3 separate regions of the Homo sapiens genome follow, and all the other regions are linked to region 1. The links are chromatin loops, found by intact Hi-C in ENCODE. Cell type or tissue: endothelial cell of umbilical vein. All regions are shown on one strand.

Region 1 (8,000 bases):
ATTTTATATAAGAAATGGGTCGCAGGTATCTTGGACTAACAGGTCTACAAATTCTTGATCTCAATCCTCCTTCTCAGTAACTGGCAGCACCATCCATTCAGTTGGTGAAATCAAAACCTTGTAGTTATTCTTAATTTCACTTATACTCTTTTAGTCCATTAGCAAAAAATGTCAGTATTAATTCTATATAGATTACAAATCTGATTTTTTTTTCTTTTTTCAGCACTAGTACACTAAGCTACCTTGAGCTCTCTCCATTTGCATGGAACAGGATCAATGCTTAGTGAATATTTTTTGAACAATTGATTGAAAATTATATATGCATTGATTCATGAAAAGACTCTGTGAGAATATTTCCATTTTATTTTTAATTAAAAAATAATTTTAAACAGGATGCTTATTACTTTCCAAACTTATTCAGGACGAGCTTAACTGTATAATCTTCTCTTGACAACTCTTCTAATTTCTGATTGTAGAAATTTTGCTGATCCCTCAAAATTCTTTTAAGATAGTATCTTCTCTAGGAAACTTTCCTGCATTCTTCCAAGGAAATATTATTTGTTACTCTCTAAATCTCCATGTGTATACTCCAGTTTTATCTCTCTGTGATGCTTGAAACATGTTTTTCCTGACATTTAGTTATTGTTCTGAGTTTTACAAACTCCTTGAGGCCATCTTCTTTCAAATAATAAGACATAGCAAGTTCTACTATTGTCATATTAGAATCCTTCCTTCCCCATGAGTTAATGTAGTTGTAATGTGACTTCTTTTAACAAAATAATTAAAACACACACATGCACTACATGTATAGGAATGTATTATATTTAAATTCCACATATAGCCTTATTGGTAAGTATTTTCATATAAGTGAATGAAAGAAATAATACTTGAATGAAGAGTAAAGCCTGTCTGGTGGGATGAACTACGAACAGTAAAATACAAATATTCATGTTTTAAGAAGTATTTTTAAATGTGCATATATAAGAAATATAGAAAATGAAAGAATTAGCTTCACATACTAATAGTGATAATAATTTATTACCTGTGCATATTATAATTGGTTTGTTTAAAGAATCCGCATTATAATCACATTAACTCACTTCAGGGTGTTTAATGTAACAATATCATTTCCTGCTGTGTCTTATTACTTAAATGGAGTTGCAGTTTGGTTTTCCTGCTGACTATTCAATTGTATTTCCTAGACAAAGACAGATAGTAACTTACCTCAAATTATACTTGTTTATCTAAGGAGAACATTGATCAATACTGTATGATCTGAGGCCAGCTACCTCTTTTTTCCCTAATCACACTGCATTTAAGGAAGGGTAAAGATATCTGGCATTTTCAAATATTGGTTCAATTCAATTTACCACACATTAGGCAGCTCTGATGTGCTGCATTATGCTTGCCATTATGTAAGATTTTAAGTACACAATGTAGTTGGGCAACACACTATTTGCCCAGCACTTTGCACATTACATAAGAGTTCACATTCATTATGATGTCTAATTATCAAGATAATGAATATGATTAGTCATAATAACTAGCTAAGTAAGGAAGAGAGATAGTATTAATCACAATTTATAATTTTAGACATTGTTTTAGAGATCAGCGTTCTAACTGCGGTGTTTCAACAACAAACTGCATTTTGTGCTATAGAATATTGTGCTCCAAAATTACAACTACATTATATTTTATCTCTTGGTCACCTTATCATCTAAACCAAATTGTACATGTGAATGAAGTGCCCAACACCACACCTTAACCTCAAAATTTCTCTAACATAATTTCATACCATACACTAAATCTTCTTATCATTCTAAACAGCAGAATCCCTGAAATTCAGGAGCTCAACCGTGTACATGTACACAATTTCTTTCCTTGCAGGCCTTTTATTCCATTAGCTCTATTCTGGCTGATCTTTGTTCATATCAAGCCCCCAACTCTCTATACTTTATTTATCTTTCAGATCTCTCCTGGCTTCCTTCATTTTCTTATCTTTCAGATCTCTCCGGCTTCCTTCATTTTCTTACAAGATGATGTCATAAAATAACTCAATTTAATCACTCTCTGGCCAAAATATGAATTTCGTTTCTGTATTGCTATGTTTTACCACCACCCTGCAACACCCTTCTCCACAACAGAACCAGATCTGTTCAATGTATAGAGGAGACCTGTGTGTCGATTTCACCCTAAACTTATGATCTGGGTCCTCATTTGGCTTTCACTGTTATTATACACTTTATACATTCCCCTCAGCGTTCACCCCAAACTCACCTTTACTCCCAGGTTTCCTCTTTCCACCCATTCAGGAAATGAGTTGGTGATTTTATTTCAGAAACATAAAGGGATGACAGCACTTGAGCTAATCCTTACTTCCCTGGCCTGATGCCTGTAGTTTTATTTTCATGCCCAATTAGTCTTACTACTCTTTGTTTTTCTTACTTAAGTAAATGGTTTCTGTCCATGTTGTGAAAATAAAATTTTCATCAACACAATTGATTTCATTTTCTTGTGTTTCCTGAAATACTTTTTCTCATATATTACCTCTTCTTACCTACATCTTCAAACTCATCTCCCATATTGACATTTTAAAACTTTATAACAGCATTTACAAATTCCGGAGGACTTTTAGTGTTTTTTTTTTTTAAAAAAAAAACCCTCCTTCAACCTCTGCTTTCTCATATTTTGTCTTTCTTCTGCTTTTATCCCCCCTCTTCTTCCCTTCTTGCCTCTGCTCCTTCTTGGAAGCAGCTAGTTGTCAAATAATTTTTTCTAAGAACGCTTCTATTATTTCTATTCAACTGTCCATTTTGTTGTAGTTGTCATTACTGCCATTCACTAATTATTGTGACTTCTCCCTCCTTCTGCTAATATGGTACTAGCTTGCCTCATTAAACCTAAGTATATTGTGCCCAGCCATAGAAACACATATCAGAGCTGTCAGTGTACCCACCGCCTCACCCCGTGATCCATTTGCTATTTTAGCGTACAAAGGCTCACATGTTTTTCTCTGCCAAAATATAGACTGTGTCTCTTACTGGGCCACCAAAATTTTAAAAGCTGAGCATTTTACATCACCACATAAAAAATCTTAAAAATTAACTGACAAATGATGGGGTAGAATAATGCAGGTTCTGTGCCTTCTGTGCCCTGTGGTCAGGACAACTTTCAGGTTTGACTTCCCCAGTCTCCTGAGTGGCCCTGATGACCTGATGATGGAGCCGGAAGTACTCTTCAGGGAACTCTGCTTGATAGTGCAACCCTACTTGGCTTTCTTTCTTTTTAGTTCCATTTCTCCAATTTCGTACATGTTTTAGCTGCATAACACTTACTACTGATATCACTTTCACATAAACTGTCAGCTGGGGAACCCAAACTAAAACAAAACAAAACAAAAAAATGTGTGGAATTAATATGTGTCATACCAGGCTTAAGGAGCTCAGCTTATGTATGATTCATCACTTACTATTTTCCTCTACCCTGGCAACTGGCAATATTCCAAACAGTGACTGCTCCTTTGGCCAGAGGCCTAGAGTGAGAAAAGTATGAAGCAAAGCCCACAGTTAAGTTATAATGGACACGTGCATGAGGATAAAAATGACGCTTTCCTTTTAAAAGATGCTAAATTATCAGATGGTTTGTTACTACAGCATAATCTAGCCCATCCTTCTACTAATGGACATGAATTTACACTTCATTTGTATCAATTTATATGTTATCAGACCAGGCTAGGTTATGCTGTGGTGATAAATTCCAAAATCTCAATGGCTTGCAATGAGAAAGGTTCATTTTTTGCTTCTGCCAGTCTCCTCACTCCTGGACTCATTCTGGCGAAGGAGCACACCATAAAATGTGCTTGTGGCTCTGGCAGAGGGAGAAAGCGCTAGAGTTACAAGAAAATATTCAGCACATGTAATTTACTCTCATAACTCATTAGCTAAAAGCAGTCATATGACCTCATCTGACCACAGTGGAACCAGGAAGTATAATTCTACATTATATCCTACATTATATTTCCTGGCCCCACTGTGGTCAGATGAGTAGTACAGAATAATCTCAGTCTCTCAAGATTGAGAGGTGAAAATATTCAGAGAATTGTCCTAGTGAGATTGGTATAGTTTTCAACTCATGGATGTCTGGTTTCCATACAAACTACTCCCTAAACCTGTTATCACCAAGGTCACAAAATACAGTGTTTCTTGAGCTTTCCTTTACACTTTAAATTGTTGAATACCATATTCTTTATTAAATTATTTGCTTTTTTTCTATTATTTAATTAAGTATGCTTTAGATTTTATGTAATTGAAAAATCACAGGCTGGTTTAAAAGTTAACATGGGTTGTCTCTGGTTCAGGCAAAAAGATAAAGGTAAATCTGAAAATTCTCCTGCCAACACATTCCTAGAAATGCTAATGCAAACAGAAGTGGATATTATCCAAGTGGATAATTTATTAAGAAGAGGAAAGTAAAAGAATATTTTAGTACATTTTGGATAGGAATATTTCCTTAAACAAGATATAATAAATGTAAACCATAAAGGAGATACTACCATAAGTTTAGCACATTAATATTTAAGACTTTGTATTAATTAAGACACAAAACATAAAAAATAAAAACCAATTGTATACTGGAAAGAAATTTTTTTCACCCATATGTTGGATAAAAGGGTTTGTAACAAGAATAATAGAAAGCTCCAATGATTAAGAAAAAAAACAACAAAGAAATCATAAGGAGCTGATGAGAAAAGAGATGAAGCATTTAAACAAGCCTCAGAGAAAAAACTCTGCCAAAATTTGCATGTAGAAGTGAGTTTAATATCCACAACCTCTTGAGTAATCAGGGAAACACAAATTAAAACCGTATGATTTTATAGCCAACAGAATGAAAAATGTAGTTAAATATAATAAATTGTTTTTAAAAATCATGTGCTAGAGAAACAAAAACTTGTAACTTTGCAGGTGAGTTGATAAATTAGTTTAACATTTTGGAAAGCAATTGTGCAATATCTAATAAATTTGAAGTTGTGTAGACTTTATATCCCAGTAATCTTGGGTCAAGGGAGACTCTCATACATGCACAGAGACGATTTAGAACACTGTCTATTGTAGCACTTTGTGTAATAGAATAAATATGGGGGTAACTATTTCTTAATATTTACTGCATAAACTGGCATATTCATTGAATAAAATATTATATAGCAGGTACATTATATAATGTACCTTATATAAACTTATATATATACATTATCCAGTATATATATAAACTACATTATCCAGTATCAACATCAAATACAACATAGATATAACTTATGCACATAATTTTGAGGGAGGAAAATAAGAAATAAGTTGTAAATACATATGTATAAAGTTATATATATATATATACAACTTTTAAAAATCAAAACAATGAATGTTATTTATGAATTCACTAATCTGAGGTAAAAGCAGGAAAACTTGCCTATAAATATTATTTTCCACTTTCAGGATAGTAATCACCTCTAAGGCTGGAGATGAAGTGCATGAAAAACTGATAGGCAGGCTCCAAAATGGTTCTGAGAATTCTTGCCTTCTAATATTCATTCCCCTATGTAATAACTCCTTTCAAGTTTGGACTGGACCTAATGACTCACTTTTAATGGATTTAATGACAAACCTTATGGGATATCATTTCAGGGATTAGGTTATAAAGAGATGGTGGCTTCCATCTTGAGTTTCCTACCCTGCTCTCTCGCTTGCTCTGAGGAAACCAGCTGGTATGTTGTGAGCTGATCTATGCAGTGGCCTATACGGCAAAGAACTGAAGAGGCCAGAGGCTAATTCCTCAACTAGTGAGGAACTAAAGCTCTTATCCAATAGCCTACAAGGAAATGAATCCTAGTAGCAACCACATGAGTAAGCCTGGAAGCAGATCCTCCCCTAGCCCAGCCATCAGATGAGACCACAGGCCTGGCTGACACCTTGGTTGCAGCCTTGTAAGAGACCTTGAGGTAGCAGTGCCTAGCCAAGGAATGTTTAGATTCCCACTCCACAGAAACAATAAAATAATGAGTGTCTATTGTTTTAGACCACGAAGTTTGGGGGTAAATTTTGAAGCAGCAACAGCTAACTAATACAGGAAGGCTGGAGAAATAACTGAAAATGTCTGGCAGCCTGGTAAAATCAGTGAATTTCCACCAGGGCTCTTGTTCAATTTCTCTGCACTTAGCTTGACTTTACCATACTCTGTGATTGCAACCTCATGCTGGTGGTAAGATAACTATGACAGCCACATGCCTTGCAGTCACTTATATCTAGCCAGTGCTGTCCAGCAGAAGTATAATGGGAGTCACAAATATAATTTAAAATTTTTTAGAAAACATGCATAAAAAAGTAAATAGAACCTGATAAAATTAATTTCAATAATATATTTTATTTAACCCAACATAATCAAAACACTTATTCCCACCCATAATCTACATAATCAAATTATTGAGATATTGTGCATTCCCTTTGTCATGCTAAATATACATATGAAAGTGCATATTTTGAAATATATGTAGATGAAAAAGTGGATTCTATTTCAAAGTTTTTTCAAATATATTTAAAAGTTTTCCAATAATGAAATTGAGTATCAGTTTTTAAATTTAATTATGATTAATAAAATTAAATAAAATTTAAGAAAATTTTATTCTATCAAATTAAATTATTAAATTAAATACAATTTTATTTAGTAGCTTTGCTAGCTACATTTCAAGTACCCAATAGCCACATGTGACCAGTAGCTACCATATTGGACAGTCTGATTCCAGAAAATATTTCTCCTGAAACATAACTTTTTTTTTTCCAGCTATCAGCAATTTCTCTTTGTTGTTTTTTGGCTAATTTGGGCCATATATATATATTTTTTAATTGATCCTTTTAAAGGGGTATAGAATTCTACTTTAGAAAAGTTGCTCTAACCCTTTCTGTATTTTAGATTCACCTAGAGAAATTTTTAAAAATCCTGTGTTTCGCTTTCAAACTCAGGCATTCTAATGAACTTAGTTGCTTCTATGTATCAAATTGTTTTCTTAAGAGCTTCTTGCAGGACAGGGATTAAAAATAGAGTATGTTCTGTGTTTCTACTTACTAACTAAAACATAACCTTTGGAATGGGCCCTGAGAATTGCTTTTTTTCTTTTTTTTTTTCCTAAGTTCCGAGTGATCCTGATGCTAGTCAAGGAAGGGAATGACTGGTTAGAATCAATGCCCACACCTGAGAATTGTGCTTGAGATAGATTCTCCTGAAGACACAGGGCTTCACAGGAAGGAGAGATAATTATTGGATGGAAAACAGAACTGAGAAGAGAAATCACTTGTATGTATATAATTGTACATCAACTGTCTCTGCTATACTGTCTGGGTATTCCTTCTAACTTTTAGGTGTATTTTCAGTCTCTGTCACTGCTTTTACATTGCTGGCCCCTCCTTAAATGGGTTCCCTAGGTTCCTGTTGCCAGCTTCTCACTGTGCATTTTGCTTTATTCCACTCTTTCCTATCTTGAGTTTTCACTACCATCTATAACAGAATAATCCATAATGCTTTGCCTTGTACATTTCAGATCATCAGTTGAAAATAATTCTGATTCATTGCAACTTGACTGCCAGACTTGTTTTTTCACATTAACTTTTTATACTCAACATTAATACAGCAATTTTTATTGCTTCTATAGCAGTTACTGTATGTTGTAGCAGTAAAATGTATGTCCAACAGTATTGCTGTAATTTTTAGCTACTGAAAGAATTATTTTTAAATTCAAACCTATAAAATTTACTCCTGATGACACTATTGCTATTTTAGTGCTATTTTAGTGTGCTTCAATGATAAATATAATATGACCATGCCTGAAACCTATACGAGCTTCAAAAAAAGTGGGTTTTTGTTTATAATGTGCTAGAATATAGGTTTTATTTATTTTTATTTTTTGAGTCATTGGTGAAATTGCTAATATCCAAGAACCACAGCTTTGTCTCATCCGT
Region 2 (8,000 bases), 110 kb after region 1:
AGAAAGACCAAGCCATGATGAGAAGCTTGGAGCTCCCCATTCTCTGGAGAGGGGAGAATGACTAGAAAAGTAGTTAATAATCAATCATGCCTATGTGATGAAGCCTCAAAAAAATCTTTGAAACATGGTGTTCAGAGAGTTTCTAGGTTGACAAAGACATCTGCATGACAGAAGAGTGACTCACCCCAATCACATGGGAACAGAAGCTCCTGTGTTTGGGACCCTTTCATACTGTACCCTATGTATTTCTTCATCTGACTATTCATCTGTAGCCTTTATTATATCCTTCTTTATTAAACTAGTAAACATTTCACTGAGTTCTGGGAGCCATCATGCCAAATCAGTCAAACTCAAGAAGATAGTTTTGAGAACTCCAATTTATAGCTGATAGGTCAAAAGTATAGGTGACAAATATCTCCATGTCAGAACTGAATTATAGGACACATAGCTGGTGTCTGCTGGAGACTCTGCTGTCAGAAGCATTGTGCTGAGTGGTGTGTGATAACAAGAAAAGTACTTTGCTCTTTATCTCTATAACCCCTAGTTATGACTTTACAGGATTCTTTAGCAGAAAAAAAAATTATGCATGTTTACTGAATACTTGTAATTTTTTGGTGCTAATCATATGAACTTCACTTCAATATTTAGAAAATGTCTTTCTTTATGGTTCTTGTTGGGACGCTAAACTCCTTCATGCACTATAGAAGTTAAAAAATTGCTAAATTCTTACAGTTAGAGTTTCCATACTACATATAATGTAGGTGGACCAATAAGGAGAATCCACCAAGGACTGTGCATCACAATGTAGAGTTATGAATAGAAACAGAGTAAACTCATTTTGGTGGTGGGCCATGGTAGCTAGCTGCTTCAGAATGAACTTATTCCAGCTAATGATGGCATCTGTGGCAGTATTCAGTATCTGTTATACTGTGTCTTCCCTGACCAGGTTTAATCATCCTAGTTATTACCATGGTTTTGGCTTCCACTTGTGTCAAAGCCTGACTCTTCTACCTTCCTAGTACCATCTTTTCAATGCCCTTCAATGGAAACATGTAAACTCAAAACATTTTTAGTAAATTTCTTTGCTGCTTAGGCGGAAAAGATTTTGATCCATTTGCATTGGTTTCTTTTGCTTACATATTAGAATTCTAGATATATATTGAGAAAGTGCTCATAAAATGTCATTTATTAATGTTGATTGTATGCCTTTTATTTATAGCCCTCAATCCACCAAACTAGAAAGACATTGAGAAAATAACAAGAAGATGATCTTAAGTCCATATTAAACTAACATCTAGATGCGTTTGTCAGGATTCGTTGAAAGCAGCACTAAAGATTTATGCATTTAACTGGATGTGCAGTTTACCTCAAAAACAACAATGACAAAATCACTGAAAATAAATATTGAACTCTAGTTAATAATATGCATGTTGAAGTATGTGTAAATGATACGGACAGGAGGCAGGGAAATACTGGGTAGAAGAGGGTGGACCCCAGCGAGGGCCACACCCTCAATCCTGGGACCAAGGCCCAAAGTGAGAGCATGAATTCTTGTTTTCCCACTTGAATGCTGTTTTTGGCCTGCCCTTCCCCCATCCTGTACCCATAAAAACTCCAGGCTCCACTGGCAGAGTGGTGGAGTGGCAGAGAAGAAGAGAAGAGAAAAAGCAGCCAGATGTCAGAGAGAAGCAGCTTGACTTCAGGGGGACAGCTTGACGGCAGGAATTTGGGGAAGAGTTTGGTGGGGGATGGCCAAACTGCAGGGGGAGACCACTTTCCCGCTCCATTCCCTTTCCAGCTCTCCATCCCAGTGAGAGCCACTTTTATGAGCAATAAAATCTCCTGCATTCACCATCTTCAATTCATTTGTGCAATCTGATTCTTCCTGAACGCTGAACAAGAGCTCCGAATACAGAGAGCTGTCACACTGAGCTGTTAAACACTTAACCTTCCGCAGACAGCAAAGCTAAGAGAGTGCACTATAACACTCCCTCCAAGGCATCAGGCAACACTAGATGTTACCGCAGGGCCGGCAAGGGGTTCCTTCCTGCCAGTGCCCAAAGGCACTCACCCCAGCTGCTGTACCCTTTCACCTCCGTGCTTGCCCTCCTGTGAGGGGCTGAGAGCTGTGGGCTGAGTAAATGAGCCACCCTGTTCACAAGTCCTATGAAGGGGTCAGGGGAACTCTCTCATTTCAAAAATACATAGACTGACGTCTGTACATTTCTTTGAAATGCATCAAAAATAAAATAAATCGTTCCCTAGAGGCATGTTCAGATACATCAAGATGAAGCTATATCTGATAAAAGTAAATATATTAAATGTTAATTACACAGTTGACAGTGTATATATGAATTTTTGGTGTAAAATTATTTCAACATTTCTATATGAAAATTATTCTAATGAAATGTTAGAAAACCTGAACACCTTTTTAATCAGCACAATTTAACATGAAGAATGCATTCTCAGTGATTATTTCTATGCACTTGAGAATTTAGAAAAATCTATTCTACTAGTTTCATGATAGTATTTTACATTGCTTTAAATTAATTTAACTTCAAATATCTAGTTCAATGTATACCTTGATAATTGTTTTAGTAGGTAATAAATGTGCCTTTCAGTTTTTTTATTTCACTGTGAATAGGTAGGTATTTTAAAATACAGAGGAGCAAAATTCTGAAATATAAATTATCTGTGTACTCACTACACTGAGATATTTAGGATAAATTTTTACAGATTTGTTTTAATAAATGCCCTTTTAAAAGTTGAAGAGACTAAAGCAAATATATGGGAAGCATTTATTATCTTTGTCATTTAATTGATTTGGCCAGAAACTTTGCTTCTTAACATACAAATTTATCATTTTTCATCTGAACTTTATTGTGACAAATATTTGTTTTTATCCTTCATATTTCTCATTGACCTATTCCATGGGTATTTTGTGTTCTATTGATTTTCTCAGCTGGTAGAATATTGCACATGCAGTTTATAATATAGTATTATTGGATTGTACTGTCTCCATAGCCTAGAGATTGAAATGTTTATTAAGTACTATTGGATAAGTACCACTATGAATAGTGCCAGAAAAAAAACATAAAGAGAAAGAAAACTTACTTTAAAACATGTTAAATAGGTCATTTTGTTGGACAGCTGAGATAGGTCACTTCTCTGAGCCCCAGTTTTCTAACTTTAACAGCTTTAAGAGGCTTAAAATAAAATACTTGTAGCACCTCATCTGGCACGTGCTCAGCAAATCTAAGTGGCAGTTGCTGTTGTATATTATTTTTAATTTATACATTGTTAGGATATTGGCAGACAAAAATGTACAAGAAAAGCCTTTAAAATAAGTTTTAACATTTTCTCATAAATATTTTTACATTTATATTTTTATTAAGTGGCTTTTCATTGATAATGTAATATTGGTATTTTCAGCTCAGACAAGTTCTGACTCAAAAAGAATTTTTGTTGAGTCTCGGTTAATAAAAATTTTGTTACTTAATCTAAATTAATAAAACTCACCTAATGTTTTGGATTGTTTGGTAAGACATCATTCTTTTACCTCTTTACTGGGCTAGTGATTCTGGTAATCCAATTGTGTGTAACAAGTCATTAATGAAAGCAAAGGCTATGTTCCTCAAATTATAGAATTTTTTTTTAGTTTCTTTTCAAACTAAAAGTTTTCCTTTTGTCACATAACAGCCATTACTAATCTATTCTGATATTTGTAAAATCCTCACTTTCTATCAGTTTTTTTCAATCACAAAGAACAAATTATATATTAATTTTGCTGTCCTTCTTATCTAATGGAATTTCCCTTCCAATTCACTTTATGTGAGTCATCTGACATGTGGCAAGTACCAGTCTCACAGATGGATCAGTAGTGGCAATCAAACAATTGCTGAGTTTTGCAACACAGGTGCTTGGATTGGCTTTGCTTGCCTGCCAGCAATATACAGATTTTTGGCAGACTCCTATAGTTGTAAAAAGAATCAGAGGGAGAGCACATACTCATTTAGTTGGCACTCATCCTTCTCTGAAATAGGTCCCACAGTTGAGCCAAATCCACTGCTATCATTGCCTCTTAGTTTTTGAATTACTATTAGATTCTTGACCCATATCTGCAAGTTGAGAAAAAACAGTGTGGTTTAATTACAAATATATAAATTTAGAATGGAAATAGTTGTGTTCTTTTATACAATATCTACTACTAGCAAAGTAGTGGGAACTGAGAAAAGTTGAAGATAGTACTTTAACTTCTTCAACCAAAATGAAATGTTTTACAACAAAAATAGAAAGATACTTATAAAAGATTTGCTTTGAGAAAAGTCATATTTTTGCTAGTAGTTTTCAAATCATACCTTTGGTTTTCCAACTATACCTTTGACCTTTCTGCTTGAAGATGTATCTAGGAAGAGTGGTTACTATTCTTATATGTGGTGGAACTGAAAATACTGTTTGTGAGCTATTTTTCAGCATTAGTCCATACAAAAGTTTGCTTGTATGAAACTAGCTGAGCTAGTTTCCGGAAATTTTTATATGAATTAAATACTGACTCACTCTTCATACCTTCTATTAGAATGTATAGATAAAGTGGAAGACTACTCCTAGAGAGAAGCAATTGTGCCTGGTAAGTGTCATGGAAAGCTGCAGAAAGAAACTGATACATGCTTACTATACAGGATGTGTAATATTTCATTAGGAAAGTATGCAGATGTTAGTAATTCAAAGGAAAACAAAATAGCAGTTGGTTTTAGAAGATAAGATTTATGTATCTTTATTGGGATTAACTAGGTAGGTGGTTGGAGAGAGATTCTGGATCAAAATTGAAGATCTAATAATTTATCCTAAGAAGTATGAGTTTTATTTTAATATAAGCAATGCAAATTATAAGCATGTCCAGAACAGAACACTTGAATTACACACTCAGCTCACAGATTTGTTCCACTTCCTGAAATTCCCCATCTCAGCTTCCCTATCTCATCTCACCACAATATCCACCACAATATGCAGTTAATCAAACCAAAAATCTTAGCAATTCCCAAGAACTCATTTCCTTCACACTCCATATTTAATACATTAAAAATTTTGATGATTTCACCTTCAAAGTATATTTTATTTCTCTTATCTGAAACTTAACTACTACTATTCTCTTTCAAGCCACAATTATTTCAGCCCAAGTCATTTCCTATATGGACTATTTCAATAGCCTTTTTATTGGTCTCCCTGTTTCTGCTAGGGCTACCTTTCCCAAGAATCTATTTGTCACATAGAGTCACAGTGATCTTTTTGAATCTATGTCAGATCATGTTATTACCATGCTCATTATCCTTCCAATATCTCTCCACTGAACTTAAAATAACAAGACCTAATGCTCTTATAAGACCCTACATGATTCAACTTCATCTCCTATGGATTTTCTATTTTTTCTAAATTCCAATTTTTTCTTAAAACACAATAAGCTTATTTTTGTCTTGGTGTTTTTGCACTAGCCTAGAAGGCTCTTCCTCAGATTTTTGCATGACAGTCTCATTATTGGCATCTTCATCTCAGATTTAAGTGTTATTGACTCCTGACCACTCAACCTAAGGATGTCCTCTAGGCATATGCTATCACAGTGCCTTTCTAAGTAAGCTCTTTCTGAGTGCTGCAGTCGGAAATGGAAATAAGAAATGTGGGCCAGAATGTAAAACAAGACACCACTTTCTTTACTGAGAAAGACTTACTGTATAAAAAAAAGGCAAATATAATATCTTTTGTGTAACAGTCATACTTCCTTTATTCAAAAAATACAGAAGCCTCTATGGTGAAAATTCTACAGAGAGATACATCTATCTTGATCAGAAAACAGATCTGAGAATCTGATAAAGAACCTGACTGGGCATGTTATTCTGGTTTTTTTGCTCTTTGTTATTACTTCCCCTTATATGTTAATGGAAAAAAGAAAGGAATCCATGCGAGTAGCATGAAGGTTAAAGGAATTCTGTCTGGGTGTGGTTATGACACCAAAATTTTGGTGCCTCTTATTGAAGTGGGGAAATGACATGGGCTTTAGGCAGGTCCTCATGCTTATTTTGTTTACATTCCAACAACCTAGGGTATATATAGATTCAGATATTGATGGAAGAAAACCATAGTTATCATGTTAACATTCCATTATGTAAATTGAAGACTATAAATTGTATTTGTATTTAAGGGTCTTATTGATTATTTTTCTTTCTTGTGAAAGAACCAATGCCTTGGTTGAGATCCCAGAGTTCTGTACCACAGAGCATGGAAGAGGCGTATTTCCCTGGAAATGTTACCAATTATTGGGGAACTTTAGTGAAACCCTTGCCAAATGTATAATTTTAAGTACCTCTGTCTTCGTGGGTCCTTCAGGATTAGTTAGCAGTAAAGTGCTATTCCAAGTATTTGAAGGCATTAAACATGTTGGAAGGAAATATTTAGCATTATCTATTAAAATGCTGAAAAACACCTGCCAAAAGGAACAGTATGGATATTCAGTTGTTATTGTAATTTTTCCCCTGAGAAAAATTAAACAGGTTTGGCAGCCATTTTAAAGTTAAAATTCATTATTTGTTTTGAATAGGTAATATATACACATGCTACAAAGTATAAAAGGCACGAGAACATGAGAAATCATTCTCAGTCTTATATCTGTATCACGGCCATCCTGTTCGCTACCCACAGGTATTTGTCGTTATGTTATACTTTTTAAATGTGTGCCTCTAGAGATAATCTATTCATTTTCAAGCATATATGTCATGCATATTGTTTTTTTAAATAGAAATCGTAATACATATATAATACTATGTACATTGATTTGTTCTAACTTAAGAAAAATCATGAAGTTTTTTTTCATATTAGCACATAAAGAGTTACCTCATCTAACTGCTGTATGATACTTCATTTTATGAGTAAATCAAATTAACTTGAATTCCTTTTTTTACTGGTAGACACTTAGGTTGTTTTCTAATCTTTTTCTAATAAAGTAGAGTTTTTTAAAGCTTAGTAGAGTTTCTAAAATATATGTACTACTCTAACACTTTTTTCCCGTTGAGAAATAGTGCTCTTTTTTAACTTACAAACAAAAGTTTCATTTAATACACTTTTTTCTTTAATTACATCTTTATTTTATTTTTTTTTTGTCCTGCAATTTCGGTTTTCAGATTTTAGTGTGCGGATTTTATTGGATTTTCTTTAAAAATCTTTCTTACATGTTTTATCTGTTTTTTAAAAAAACTTTTTTCCTTTTATTTTATTTAGTTTACTTTTCAGTCCTGTTGTATTTTCATTCTATTTTTATTCATGATTGTTCTAACTTGTGTTGCCCCTAATGTTGACTTCACAACTGAGAGATTATTTTTTTTCTTCTGCGTCTTTCCTGTGTTCTGCTAACTCATGCATTGTCACTGGAATCTACTACCTCTTTCCTGAATTCTTATTTCTGGGCTTTGAATTGCTGATTTATGTCACTTCTTGTTGCATTATTATTTTCTTATTGAATAACAACATATTTGGTCACAATTTATATCTGCTCCTTTAGACCATTCTTCTTTTTCTACTGTGTGTTTTTTTGTGTTCATCATTTATTTTCCTTTTTCACCCCAGTATTTTCCTGTACATCTTTTGCCAGTTTCCAAATTTGTGTTGAGTTCTATGACCAACATTTTACAGAAACATTGTGTGAGACAGAAAATTTTAGGGTATTATTAAATTAAGGCATCATTTCCTAACTTTACTATTGAAATAAATTATTATATTCACAATACACTTTTATATTTAGGTATACATCTTAAAATCTCTTAGCTTAGTGGGCCCGCTTGTTCAACTTGACCTTCATCAACCAATGCTATCTTAAGATAATAAAAAGAAGAGGCATTGAATACATTAGAGAAAAAAGAATTGATTTATTCCAACTCAGGGTTAGAACTATGCCTCTTAACTCTTAATTAAAAAATACTTCAATGAATAATAAAGACAATCCTTAAATGCTACTG
Region 3 (8,000 bases), 190 kb after region 1:
AACTAATGTGTTTATATAACTAAAATAGTCAATTACAAATACTGATTCTCATTCACATAATAATAACAAAGATCCATTAATGTACAAAGCCTTCCCTTTATTTTTTCTCATGCTGTAATTAGGTTGCTGAAATCCAACCTACACAACCAATAAACGAATCCTACAAATACTAAGCATTTGTATTAGTTTTGTCTTTGTTTATTTAATTTAGATTTTCTCAAAGAAAGAGAATAAATAACTATTCTAATGCCTATGTCCCAGACGTAGGGTATCATATTTCAAATCAGCCTAATTCACCAATGGTCATAGGATATCTAGTGACCTACAAGTATTTTTTATCCCAATAAATATCTCAATTTATTAATCCATGGTCTGGAGCATTTGGTTCAGGGCTTGATACTTAATGGATATATCTATTTCTATATCTAATTCTAACAATATTCATATGTATATGCATATATATTTACATATAAAATGACTGCTATAATAATAAGGTTTTAAAAAAATCAAGCCACAAGATTATTATTTTTTCAGTTCTGTTTGGTACAATTAGATGTGTGCTAAGATCAATAAAACATAATTAAAATATATTTTTAGCAGCATTTCTACATTCATGATATTTAGGTACTATTATATATAATTTAGGTACTATTATATAATGTATCCTTGTCATATGCCATTTATTGACAGGGATACATTCTAAGAAATGCATTGTTAGGCGATCTAATCATTGTGCACACATTATAAGTGTACTCACGCAAACTTAGATGCCATAGCCTACCACACCTTTAGGCTATATGGTATAGGCTGTTGCATCTAGGCTACAAATCTGTATAACATGTTCCTGAATACTGTAGGCAATTGTTAGAAAATGGTAACTGTATGTGTATGTAAACAGAGAAAAGGTACAGTGAAAATACTATATTATAATTGTATAAGACCACCATTATTGATTGAAGCATCATTATGTATTGTATGACTGTATCATAAATCACAGTAAATAAATAAGTAAAATATAACAATGACTTAAAGTTTCCTGTTACCTGACACTAATAACATTTCAGACATAATCAAAGTTTTAGAGGCACTCTACTGCTTCAGTTCTTTTTTCTTTCTGATAACCGCTAATCCTTTTCTCTTTAATAAATGCAGGAGAGCATCTGGAGAAAAACAAAGTGCTAGTATGATTTTTTTTATTTTCTGTTTTGAAAACATCCTCTGGGAAGAAAAAGTGAATAAGGTGCAAAGCTGATTGGGCGGTTCGTTCTAAGCTGCAATTTAATAAATTAATTGCATCATCCCTGGTTGTACCCATTCTCCCTCTTGCCTAGCTCAGTCAATGTTCTTCTAAGTCTAATGCAAAAGCCATCTATTTTTTCCTTGATTTTATTTGAATATTAGTTTGTCTTTAGAAACCAAACACCAAATTGAAATAAATTTTGGTCTCTGATAGTTTTCAAACTTGTTCTACAAACAGTTTATATTATTGCAAAGCAAGTACTATAGTTGCTACAAAACTGTATTTGTGTTTTGTGTAATTATGAAATGTGATGTTTCATTGTTTATGTTAAACAGTTGCTATAACATCTAAATGGTTGTAATATCTTCCCATGTCACTTAACTTGATTTAATACAAAATTTATTATATGTTGATATTTATATTTTATGCTGAGTAGGTCTTGTTATATAATAATATGGTATGAATTAAAATCTTTAATTTTTCGATAATGATATCTGAGTTATCAACTTGCAAATAATGTAATTGGTAACAATCAAAGCAATTCTTGTAAGCATGCATTCATTGCAAAAATGACAATATAATGCTAACTCATATGTATTGTTGCAGAGTGTCATATGACATATTATTTAATGTGTACTTTAATATAAAAATATGCAGATGTTCATATACTGTTAGTGTATTGTAGGCTAATGTTTTTATATTTAATTGCAGTACTTTATTTTTTAAATAAGCATCACTTTGCCCTTTTTATAATCTGGTATTATCTATTCTAACATGCTACTCTGTAGTTTTGCCATTAAAAGACTTTAAAAATTTTGATATGTTTATCATGTAATTGAGCAATCGAAAGAGAAATAAATGAAAATAGAATAAAAATATTGAGTCTATATCTCAAAATTTTTATTAATGATTAGGATATTCAACAAAACATTATCGTTTTTCTTTTTTTTAATTTTATTATTATTATACTTTAAGTTTTAGGGTACATGTGCACAACGTGCAGGTTTGATCGTTTTTCTTTTAATAAATTCTGGTGCAATTGGATACTGTCTCACATGATTCTGAGAGAACATAGTAGCATAAACATTATCATAAAAATGGGGCACATTTTCACAAATACAGCTGTGTATCTGAATTTAGATCAATTTGCTTATCAAAATAGTATTTAATATTGGAAATAAAGACAGGAGTTTTTGTTTGGAATTCAGACCATTCTAGTTTTTGAGGAATTGAGTTTTTGAGGAATTTGAGTTTTTGAGGAACTGAGTTTTTGTTTGGAATTAAGAAAATTTACTGGCAATTTTTGAAAATGCTAAACTGTTATAACAATAACTTTCAAATAAAAAAGGTGACAAATCTTTTTTTGTATTTTTAATTCAATTTTGAAAGTACTATTAATATTCCCTAGCTGATTTTAACAAAAAATACTAAATGTTATACTATAAGATGTGAGTGTGATAAAATAATTTGTATAAAGAGCTATTTTTTGGGATACTTGAATATCAACCAGATTTTCAAAATAAGGGACAAGCCAAGAATTTTTAAAAGATGTTCAAGCAAATATTCAAAATATTTTCCCTGTGTATAATTTCCCTATCTTTTAAAAAGTTACAATTAAATAAATATTTATTTCTACTTGGAAATAAACCCTCTTAAAATGGTAGAGAAAGAGCCATCTAGATAATATTAATATGATCTAGAACAAGCTCTCTTAAATGTATTTGAAGAAATTGGAACAACGACGTCTTTATATCAAACTTAAAAAGCTTGTTTTGTTGCAGACTAAGTGAAGTGGGGAATTGAGGAAGTCTGATTATAAATAGACTACATCACTGTCTTTCAGGGATTCTTCAGCTATGCTTTAGGCATGTATACATATAGAAGACACTACATTAGATATAAGAAACTTAAGATGTTTTATCTGTCCTCAATTAGGAAGAACATTTGCAAACTTCATTGTGTGAATAATTTGAACATTTATTAGAGAGATTTCTTGAGTCTTCTCTGAAAATTAAATCTCCTCTTAGGTTGCTATCTATTCAATTACAATTCTCTTAACATCTGGGACCGTCTAATTTTGGTAAGAATGAGCAGATGCTGGCAAGAAACCATCGAAATGAAGATAATATTCAATGTAAATATATATTATACTTATCAAGAAATGACTCGAAGAAGGAACCAAATTTATAGATAAGATGTGACTTGTTTAGCTATTAGTAGCTTATGTTTTATAAAAATGAAATATGGAATACATCCCAAACATATTTTTACAATTAAAAAACTAGGACAATACAAACAAACAACAACAACAAAAAATTAGGAGAACAAAACAGAACTTTGATAACCCAATTAGAAATTTATTTGGCATCCAAAAGACTACTTTATTTTATATCCAGAGAAAATTCTGAAGATTTTTATTCAAATGTTAAAGTCACACTTTAAAAGCTCACGCTTATCCTTAAACAAAGTAACTACTTATATAAGTAAACTGTCATTGTATTTATTGTAACTATGAGATAGTTTATATTAAGGAAGGCATTACACAGACTAGTGACAGGAGCTCCTAATTGAGTTTATTATCATGAAATATATTCATAAAAATGTAGAAGACATACTCATAAAATAAAAATATATAATAAATAGAAATCATAAACAATGAAATCACATTTCAGTTTACTTTTAGTCATTCATAGATTTTATAATCCTTAATATTTAATTCCCTGGTTAAAGTGGAACTGATGTTATCAAAATAATAGTTTTACAAGATTATAGGATGAGCAGAAAGTACATTTGCTTACTATTTCTATAATAGTAAAATAATAGCAAATGTAAAATATTTTGCTACAATTTAAACAAACATATAAAAAGTGAACACAAAGGGCAAAGGGGACACGCTCATAAATCACTGTAAATCAAATTAGAAAACAGGTTTTGTTTTTATTTACATAAAATAAACAGACCTCTCATTTGCCAGTTGTTACTGTTAAAGTTTTAGGTGACAAAATGTTGATTGAGAAAAGTATTTTGTTCAGGAAAAAGTAAGTTAACTACTAACTTTATCCCATTTAAAAAGAAAAAAAAAGGAAGACTAATCAAAGATTACTTTTACAGAGAGATTCAATAAACAATGCATTTAAGGGTAAGCCAGTATGAAATGTTTTTTCTTAGGAAACTCACTAAGAATATATATCACAGTGATTCCACACGTGCTATGGTCCTTTATACAGAGTTGAATAAATTCATTATTTTCTCAGCAGTTAAATAAACAAAGTCTGCGTTCCCTGAATAATAGGAAGATTTGATGCATGTGCCTGCTGGCTCACTTCCTCTGTCCCATTTGCAAGCTTCAGTAACTGTTCCCCACAGAGCACCAAAGGGACACAACAAACACATGAAGAGATCACTCTCATCCCACAGAATGAGCTTTACAGTAACTTGGATCTCTACACGAAGGTGTAAATTCAGAGCAACTTACCCGATTCTCTGCAACAAAGATGGCAAAGTTTGCAAGGAGTGAAAATCATGTAATACTTCGGGGAAATGCAGGATGCAGCTGCTGCTCCAGCCTGTAAATTGGACTGCACTGACATTCAGTGTTACTGAATGTAACAATCAACTGTTACTGACAAAGCTCGCGAGAGTTGGCAGCAGCAACTTGAAATCTGTTCAGAGGCTAATGGTATAAATGCAATAGTGATTCATTTACAGAAGTATTACAGGATTCATGCTTTACAATTGCAGGTAGTCTTCTAAGAATGAAGAAAAAAAGCATAGAAGATTCTTTAACTAAAATAATCTGAAATGTAACAGAAAATGCATGTTTCTTTTAACTCTAAACTTTAAAAAAATTTTCCTTTTTTTAAGAATATACATATTTCCTATGCTTGTCTTAAGATTTAAAGACGTATACATCATTCTAAAGTAGTGCTATTATTGAAATCCATTATAGCTTCAATCTGTGCTAATTATATAGTTAGAGAAGATAGTAATATAGAAAATAAGAAACACAATGCTCTAGATATAAGCTATGCAAATCAAAAACTTAGTTCTATTAACTGAATGGATGTCTCTGATATGTATCTCCTTTCAACCCCCACACTTCAACACTTATTTAAGTCATACAAATTTCAGCATTGGTAATTTCCTATTCAGAAGACCCTGCAGGCAGTCATACATGATGAGAAGCCACAATTTTCTGGTCAAGACAGGAAAAATAAAATGAATAACCTTCACCAAACTCTATAAAAGAGACACATTTGTCAACTTGCAGTGCACATGCTCTGGAGAATATATTTATGTCTTTGGCGCTTATCTTTCTTGAAATGATGTTCAGGAAAATAATTTTTTAAAAAACCTTTGATAAACTCCTTAATCCCTATCTTCTCAATGCAATATATTCTTAATCTTCTGTAAGTGATAGCTTTCACTTTTGAATCTCTTACTTGTGGGCTTTCTATGGACTAAACAGAAGGCATGTATTAATATTTGCAGGTGAGCACTTTTTTGCCTTTTAATAGAGTGTTAAATTTTCAAACAAGCAAATATAATTAGCATTTGTTGTAATTCTACCTTATGCCAGTCATTATAATTGACAATTTATATTAAATATTTTATATTATTTCAGCAAATATGAGAGTTAATATTATTAACCACCTCATCAGATGAGAAAGCTAAGGTTTCTACAAATCAGAAGCTTACTATATTTCTTACCACTAGTAGCTGTTGGAAAACAGAATTTTAATCTGTATTATTCTGTTATTTTATGTCAACTGCTTCCAAGAGAATAACCATTTTGGTCTTTTAAAATTATCTTTTCTGTGAAAATTGCTACTTAGGCAGTGTTAATTCAATGATAAATATCATGATCACAATAATTTATAATGTATTTAGAATATAGTTTATGTAATAACAAGTTAGTTACACAAAAGGTACAGAATACATAATCTATCTGAAAAGGAGAAAAAGGAGGTGGAGCACAGTGGTTCATGACTGTAATCCCAACATTTTAGGAGGCCTAAGTGGGCGGATTGCTTCAGTCTGGGAGTTCAAGACAAGTCTGGACAACATAGCAAAACTCAATTTCTGCAAGAAAATGGGTCAGACATGGTGGTGCAAGCCTACATTCCCAGTTACTTGGGAGGTAGCTGAGGTAAGAGTATCACCTGAGCCTAGGAGGTCGAGGCTGCAAGCCACGATTGTGCCACTGCACTTCATCGTGGGTGACAGAGTGAGATCCTGTCTCAAAAAAAAATTAATCAATAAATCAATAAAAGCAGGAAAAGGCTTTTTAAATGGAAGTATATTGACAAATTTGCAATGGTTTTTATAGTGATGGCATTTCTGTTTAAAATATAGTAAATCTGATGTTCCACATGAGAGTTCATGGGTTCAATATACATGATTTTTAAAAATCCAAATGTCAAAATTCTTCTCTCCAACCCAAGTCCACTGCATTGTTTCCTGTGCTAGCATAAGGTCAGCCTATCAAACGCGGCAATTATTAAGGAATATTTTGTGACGTTAGTGAATTCAGCAAAGCATTTTACATGCTTCCTGCATCTACTCACTGCTAGGTAAAATATGTCACATATATACACATATTTCATTTTCATCTTTAAACAGGAAGCCAAACAATAAAATAATTGGTTTCAAGCAGATCTTTATCTTTAACGCATGTTTAAACTGGCTAACTAGCAACATCAACTGATTACACAAGTTGGCAATTTTTCTTCTTCTCAATGTCTTTACTTCAAAGAACCACCTTCTGTTACTGTCCCTGTAGTTCTTTTCCTCGCATGATTTCACAGCTATGCCACATTAGTTCATTCATTATTTTAGTGCACCTCTAAAGCATTTATTCTTCCTGTCTTGAGAGTTTCTTCCTTGTGGCTCAACTTACAGCAGCTGCTTTGCTTCTGTGGTGTCATCATTTTCTCACACTCATCCAGCGGAAGGATGTAGGTCACACACAGTGAGCTTGTTTCAGGGTTAGTAGGGAAGCACTATTCCATTACATCACAGCATGGATGGTTAATGATCCTGCTGTTAAATGTTGAGTATGCCTTGTAAGCGACACTGATGAAATACCACAAGACACTTGACACGGCATTAACACTGCGCACATTTTGCAACCATATATGCTGAAGCTTGGGCAGGACAATCATTATGGTTTTGGCTCTATGATCACTTTCAGTTAGCCAGTCACAGTGGTTTTTTGCTTTTAAGGTCCCATTGTAACTCAGTTACCACTGTTTTCTAGATAGCAGCATTCAGTAAGATTTGAGATGGTGTGAAAAACATTAATCCTGTATTATACATTAGTTTTCCTTAGGCATACTGATGCCAAAAAAGTGCTCTAAACTTATATTAATTTTATTCATTTTTTTTACAATAGCACTGCATTCTCTGAAATGAATATGGATAACAAAGAAAAGTATATATAAGTATAGATAGATAGATAGATAGATAGATAGATAGATAGATAGATAGATAGATAGATTTTTTTTTTTTTTTCCTGAGATGGAGTCTCACTCTGTCGCCCAGGCTGGAGTGCAGTGGCAGGATCTCGGCTCACTGCAACCTCTGCCTCCTGGGTTCAAGCAATTTTCCTGCCTCAGCCTCCTGAGTAGCTGGGATTACAGGCACCCACCACCAAATCTGGCTAATTTTTGTATTTTTAGTAGACACAGGATTTCACTATGTTGGCCAGGCTGGTCTCGAATTCCTGACCTCAGGTGCTCCACCAACCTCGGCCTCCCAA

Evidence for each region. Peaks named below come from ENCODE experiments on the same cell type or tissue, not always from the same donor. Only the 100,000 strongest peaks of a DNase experiment are listed, where the experiment ranks them.
Region 2: a loop joins it to region 1, with 5 times the contacts of the local background. A loop is called at or near these places in 2 of 110 quality-filtered maps.
Region 3: a loop joins it to region 1, with 3 times the contacts of the local background. A loop is called at or near these places in 2 of 110 quality-filtered maps.

The regions. Positions count from the first base shown.
Region 1 is chr3:165,639,746-165,647,745 of GRCh38, forward strand. No RefSeq gene overlaps it. Among named protein-coding and RNA genes, the nearest start is that of BCHE, 190 kb to the right of the region's middle. In endothelial cell of umbilical vein, no CTCF peak of the experiment used is centred here; DNase peaks (open chromatin) are centred at 2,366 and 3,496; H3K27ac peaks cover 1,390 bases.
Region 2 is chr3:165,749,860-165,757,859 of GRCh38, forward strand. No RefSeq gene overlaps it. Among named protein-coding and RNA genes, the nearest start is that of BCHE, 84 kb to the right of the region's middle. In endothelial cell of umbilical vein, no CTCF peak of the experiment used is centred here; a DNase peak (open chromatin) is centred at 3,902.
Region 3 is chr3:165,832,599-165,840,598 of GRCh38, forward strand. BCHE (butyrylcholinesterase) reads right to left here and starts at 4,825. Exons shown (of 4, transcript NM_000055.4): 1 at 4,716-4,825. RefSeq lists an enhancer at 4,643-4,937. In endothelial cell of umbilical vein, no CTCF peak of the experiment used is centred here; a DNase peak (open chromatin) is centred at 4,703; H3K4me3 peaks cover 280 bases.